Regions from separate parts of the Homo sapiens genome. Here region 1 is linked to region 2. Evidence: chromatin contacts called from ENCODE Hi-C or POLR2A ChIA-PET data. All regions are on one chromosome and are shown on one strand. Each heading gives the region's core, a stretch centred on a gene start or an enhancer-like site at or near the end of the contact. The rest is flanking DNA. Distances are from core to core; before and after follow the strand shown. Region 1 holds the start of VLDLR (very low density lipoprotein receptor). Region 2 overlaps SMARCA2 (SWI/SNF related BAF chromatin remodeling complex subunit ATPase 2).

Region 1 (3,081 bases), core at 146-2,645, 570 kb after region 2:
GTAAGTTCCTAATAAACATCTCCTCTGATTGCTAGCCTTGACAAATTTCCAGGAGAACCAGGGCAAGGAGAAGACAGTGAGGCAGTGCCCGCTGCTCTTCAGATCACCAACAGAATAGAGTCAGAATATGATATTATTGAAACCTTCCAAGTTTGAATTAAGATAAAAACAACTTTTTCAAAATACCAAAAACCTTTTATTTAAGAAAGTGAAATCGCTCGATGTGCCCTCCCACTCTGGTTAGATGCTCAACAGACCACAGCAGACAATGCACCTCAACCAGGGCTAAGTGTGCAAGAAAACTGAAGTACACAAAAAGCAAATTATAGACTCAGGTACTGTCAGGCACAAAAGAAGAACCAACCCTTTCTAGGAGTCTTGTCTTTGCTTCCTTTATTCTTTCCTCGATTCTTGTAATTGAATGTTACAAAGTATATCAAGAGGAATAAACGTATGGGGCCCCTCTCTTCCAAACAAGAAAAGGTTAAGCTTTTAATTACAGGCCCTCAAACTATCATTTTGTGCAATTAGCAATTAACTATAATCGTTGATGAGCAAATGCAAAGCTGCGCTAGCAATTTCCCTTCTCCTCATCCCAGGCTGGGTTATTTCAGTCTTGTTCTATTACAGAGGACCAGCCACAACCGCGCGCACTCTCTTTCAAACATACACACTCTCTCACTTAAAGACACATTTAGTTTTCGGCAAAACGGCATCTCAGCGTGCGATTGAGACCGGCATCCCAAACCCCACTTTTGAGCAGCCCAAACGTTTGGAGCCCCTCCGCTTCATCACTTTCTGAGTGGATAGAGGAGGCCCGAAGAAGATGCTACCTACCAGCCTCTCTCAGGGGCGCAGGAGAGGGTGGTAGAGAGATGCTTGTTGCCCCTGGAAACTGCAAGTACCCCCCAGGTGCACGCCCCGTCAGTGGGGAGGCGGTGGCAACAGCAACGATAGTTGCATCAGCGCTAACTGCTGCTGCTGCTGCGTGTTCTGCCGGAGGCTGCCGGGAGGGTACAGTAATGACTGTAGGGAGCGCACAGCCGCTGCGGCGGCAGGTTCCCTGGATCAGGAAATTAGGACAGGCACCCGGGATTGGAGGCGAGGGCGGCGCGCGAGCCAACCAGCGGTCGCCCCGGGCCCCCGTGAGCCCCAGGCGAACGCGCGGAGCAGCCGGGCCCCTAGAGCGGTCCGGGTGGCGGCGGCGGCAGCCACGACCACGACCGCGGTCACTCACGCACGCTCACACTCGCACGCTCCCCGCGCGGGCACCCGGCTGCCCGGCGCGTGCAAGAGGAGCGCGTCGAGGGAAAGGAGGGCCGAAGCCGCCGCGCTCCCGCCCGCCCGCCGCGCCTCCCGTTGACCACGCCCCCTCCGGCCCCCTCCCCGCTGCTCACCCCGCTCTCCGGCCGCCGCCGGTGCGGGTGCTCCGCTACCGGCTCCTCTCCGTTCTGTGCTCTCTTCTGCTCTCGGCTCCCCACCCCCTCTCCCTTCCCTCCTCTCCCCTTGCCTCCCCTCCTCTGCAGCGCCTGCATTATTTTCTGCCCGCAGGCTCGGCTTGCACTGCTGCTGCAGCCCGGGGAGGTGGCTGGGTGGGTGGGGAGGAGACTGTGCAAGTTGTAGGGGAGGGGGTGCCCTCTTCTTCCCCGCTCCCTTCCCCCGCCAACTCCTTCCCCTCCTTCTCCCCCTTTCCCCTCCCCGCCCCCACCTTCTTCCTCCTTTCGGAAGGACTGGTAACTTGTCGTGCGGAGCGAACGGCGGCGGCGGCGGCGGCGGCGGCACCATCCAGGCGGGCACCATGGGCACGTCCGCGCTCTGGGCGCTCTGGCTGCTGCTCGCGCTGTGCTGGGCGCCCCGGGAGAGCGGCGCCACCGGAACCGGTGAGTGAGGACGCGCCCCTCCGCCGGCGGGCGGGACCCAGCCGGGGCACCGGGAGACCCCGAGGCGTAGGTCTCCGTTTGCCCACCCGCCTCCTAGGAGGCGCCTCTCGGTTCTCCTCGCCTTCCCTCCCTCCCCTCCGTGGTGGCGCCTCTGAGCTGTCAGCGCCGAGGCTAAAGGGAGCCGGGCTTGGGGAACAGCGGGGTTCGGGGTGCCCCGACGCCTCGCCTGAACTAGTCTTCTGCCCCTCACTCCGCCTCCCCCAGAGCCGCTGCTTCGCCTCGTTTCTCGCCCTCTTGACGGGCGCCGAGGTGCGTGGGCTTCTGAGCATTGAACAATGGTTCTGCCTCCTCTGCCAGGCGCAGTGTTGGGAAGGAGGCAGAGGGCCAAGACGTGTGCGGCAGCCTCGGGCGCACCCTCGAACCCCGGGGAGTGCGGGAGCGGACGGGGGGAGAAGGTGAGCGCCTCCGGGGACGCGGAGCGCCAGGGGCCGGCCGGGCTTCAGAGTCTTCCGGCGGCCGCGAGCTGGCGCACGTTCGGTGGGCGGCGGCCGGGAGGCTCCGCGGAGCCGAGGGCACCCGGACTGCGACTCCCCCGGCGCGGGGCCGCCTCTCCGGCGTGCGGGGTAGGGGAGCGGCGGGGCTTTACGCAGGACTCTGCTCTGGGCGCTTCTCCTCTCCCTTTTCCCCGCCTCGGGCGGCGTTTGGAAACCGCTCGGGTCTCCCGTGTAGCTGAACGCGGAGGGGGAGTGGAGGGGAGACTTAATCAGGTTAGTTTGCTGACCCTCCTTCCCGGTGACGTTTCCTCGAGAGGAATTGAGTCCTAGGCTAGTGACTGTAATTAGCCTTCATTCTACACAATAGCTCAAAGGAGCAGCGCGAGAGCGAGCGTGTGGCCCTGTCTTGTTGGGAAGGGCGGCGGTGACTACTGTCGGGTCCCCAGACTCTGCCGCGGGGGCCTGGGGGCCCCGCCTGGTCGTCAGCCACGTTCCCACTTGGGGCCTCGTAACTTTCCTGGACAGGCGACAGGAAGCCTTTCTGAGAGGACTCAGTCGGAATCCTAGCGCGTCCCCGAAGTGATCTTCAGATGTGACGCCGAGGGGCTTGCTTGCCAGCTGCAGGGAATTGGGACTGAAAGCCGCCCAGGCCCTTAACACCCGTTCCAGAGTCCCTGGCTCCCGTCGCCGGGTGGCTTCAGGGGCCC
Region 2 (3,025 bases), core at 122-2,621:
ACTGTAGGTTTTTTAAAAAATCACTCATTTTGATATTTGGGCTATATGAAGTATTAGATCTTCTACAGCATTTAGGTCCAGGAGGTTTCACTTTTTCACGTTAATGAAAATGATGGCTGTCGTCATCAGCATCTTGGCAAGGAAGACAAATGGTCTGGTTGCCTTAGGACAGAACCAGAAGTTAGAAAGAAAAAAGTCTGTCCTCCCAGCTCTGTACTCTGGCAACATCATCATGTTTGGAAAAAACTGTAATATTCATTTTTTAAGACAATTTCGACTTTTATTTTAGATTGAGGGGATTCATGAATAGGTTTCTTAACATGGGTATGTTGCATGATGCTGAGGTTTGGGGTGCAGTTGATCCCATCATTCAGCTAATGAGCATAGTACCTAAAAGTTTTTCATCCCTTCCTGCGCTCCCTCCCTCCCCCGTCTAGTAGTCCCCAGTGTGTATTGTTGCCATCTTTATGTCCATGAATACCCAGTGTTTAGCTGCCACTTAAAAGTGAGAACATGCGGTATTTGGTTTTCTGTTCCGGCATTAATTTGCTTAGGATAATGGCCTCCAGCTGCATCCATGTTGCTGCAAAGGACATGATTTGGTTCTTTTTTATGGCTGTGCATAATTTTTAACAGAATTCTTAATTTTCAGCTTTTATAGTTGAGGTCCAGGAAGGTTCTCGGAAAGTGTATCTTAATTATCTATCATTTTATTGCAGTGGTTTTGGTATCAGGCAAATTGAGGTTCCAATCTTGGCCCCCTTCTTTACTAGCTCTGTGGTATCTCCAGGTGTCTTCAGTTTTCCTCATCAGCAAAATGGGACCATTATAACTTTTACCTTACAGAGGCGTGTCTGTGTGTGTAAGAGAGAGACAATTAAATAACATTGTACATTAAAGGCACTTAGTGCTGTTAATATTAGCCTACTTTAACTTATTACTTATTATTATTCTTTCTTTGTTGAAATCTAGTTCAGTACAGTTTGCCTCAGATTTAGGGGATGTAGTTCTAAAAATAGTCTTAAATGGCATATAATTATTTTGTCAGAATAGGATTCAGGTGAACTCTAAAACCAGCAGTTTATATATCTAACAGTAATAGTATCCCAAGTGAATGGCTAAAGTCAGAGGTCTTTTATTTTCTACTCTGCCTTTATTATGAAGAAGTACATGCAGTTATATTTTTGATGGTGTGTAAAACGAGAATCCTCAACATCCTTTTCTAGAAACTCTTGGTTTTTGAGTACTATTTACTGCTGGCCCTGATTTTTTTAAAACAGCCTCATTTGTATTTTCTTTTCTCAAGCAAGCTCTGCTCACAGAGGAAGTGGTTGTGGCTGGCAGAGCGCTTTCTGAATGTTTAGGGTTGGCTGATTTCTGTGGCATCAGCACCTAAAACTGTTCTTGCTCACTGCGCTTTAATGGCTGTCGTCATCAGCATCTTGGCAAAGAAGACAAATGGTCTGGTTGCCTTAGGACAGAACTAGAAGTTCGGAAGAAAAAAGTCTGTGCTCTCAGCTCTGCATTCTGTCTGGCTGGGAGTTAGAAAGCTTGTCAATTGGTTCTGTCTCTTATATTCTCTCTCTGCTAAGAGTGAGCAAGGACATTTGACTTCCCCACTAGATGCAGGGTGAACCTTCTTTCCCTAGTGTTAGATAGAGGTTATGGAGGAAGCCACATTGTTAAGTAACATATACCTGTCTGCATTAATGCAAAGGTAGCTTTTCTCTGCTTAACATCAAAAATTCTAGTTGGGTGTTAGAGATCAACTATCAGTATCTGGAATATGTTTTGCCCCGGACTTAAACCTAATGTCATTGTTTATCATTTAAGATTAAATTGTAATGTGTTTTTCCCCTGCCCCCTTTTCCCCATTTTATTGTTTCCTTTAGACTTCAGGCCCGCATAGCTCATAGGATACAAGAACTGGAAAATCTGCCTGGCTCTTTGCCACCAGATTTAAGAACCAAAGCAACCGTGGAACTAAAAGCACTTCGGTTACTCAATTTCCAGCGTCAGGTAATACATTTTCCCCAGTGAATCTGAGATGTAGGAAATAAATGTAATTGTTCCTAAAGTGTTATCTGTGTTGCCTTTAGTCTATTCAATATTGTTACAAAGATATAAAGATATAAATATAGTAAAATAGTGAATCTTTTAGACCAACAGCTTACAACTAAAAATGATGAAGATGAACTGCTTATTATTCTGGTTTTCTCTTCTGTATATGGGAAAGAGTTTTTCCTCCTGTACTATGGGTTACAAAGTCAGAGTTATGGCGTTTTGTTACCATGGATGAAAAACCTTGGGAACAAGTGGGGTAGCTCATGTTTGCTTTTATGACTCCAAGGAAAAACCAGAAGGTAGTGGATTGGAGCTTCTTTGTAAGCACAGATGTAAAGTGCTTGCCACGACTGTGAAAATAATTTTAACAAATATGGTAGCCACGCTACTGAATTAGTGGTTCATCATTTATAGAAATACATAAAGCAATGTCTTATAGCTTATTTATTCACCGATGTCTAAGTTTGGAGTGTTTGATCACATCAGGCTCATGTATTGACTAATCAGTAAATTATCTGCTCTTGTAGTTTACAGCAGTTATTAAAAGCCAGTATAATGACCTATTTTCTGATTTCTAAATTAGTAAGAGACAAGTGGAATGAGTTAGAGCTAATTTTCACTTTGGCGAGTTTTGCCTTGTGGACTGAAAAGGTTCAAGTTTGCTAGTCCGCAGATTGCCTCACTAACCCAAAGGGGATAAGGAACGTTTCATTGTTAGTCAGATGGGTTTGTTTTGTTAAAGTCTGGAACATGCGAAATGAATAATTAATGAGTCAAAGTAGTTTGGAAGTATTGACTTGGTTTGTTGGAGGATGTGACTAAAATCACAGGCCACTCCAGTTGCTATTGTGGTAGGAATTTGGGTGTATATTTGCCTTACCGGCTATAATCTCACAGATGGACATTAGTGGTGGGTAGGTGCTACTTGGCTCTTGGTTTGTGAGAGTAGATTTCAGCTTAA

What was found. A loop is a pair of places that touch in the nucleus more often than their neighbours do. ChIA-PET counts read pairs that join two places held with the same protein, here RNA polymerase II (POLR2A). Pooled maps may share reads with other maps.
Region 1: a map with no recorded cell type shows a loop between it and region 2 (7-fold over the local background). The contact joins the promoter of VLDLR here to the enhancer-like site in region 2. A Hi-C loop is called at or near these places in 1 of 37 single-sample maps with no recorded cell type and 5 of 50 pooled maps. POLR2A ChIA-PET finds 5 or more read pairs at or near these places in 1 of 52 experiments (activated CD4-positive, alpha-beta T cell).

The regions. Positions count from the first base shown.
Region 1 is chr9:2,620,392-2,623,472 of GRCh38, forward strand. It overlaps VLDLR (very low density lipoprotein receptor), which reads left to right and starts at 1,396. Exons shown (of 19, transcript NM_003383.5): 1 at 1,396-1,880. The coding sequence starts at 1,799. VLDLR-AS1 (VLDLR antisense RNA 1) reads right to left here and starts at 1,982. Exons shown (of 4, transcript NR_015375.2): 1 at 1,709-1,982. RefSeq lists an enhancer at 938-1,232 and silencers at 1,111-1,190, 1,801-2,070, 2,341-2,430, 2,441-2,530.
Region 2 is chr9:2,052,705-2,055,729 of GRCh38, forward strand. SMARCA2 (SWI/SNF related BAF chromatin remodeling complex subunit ATPase 2) reads left to right here. Exons shown (of 34, transcript NM_003070.5): 6 at 1,893-2,019. Among named protein-coding and RNA genes, the nearest start is that of SMARCA2, 39 kb to the left of the region's middle. Within about 2 kb of position 1,372, at least 13 of the 41 ENCODE cell types and tissues checked have a DNase peak (open chromatin) inside an H3K27ac peak, as active enhancers do.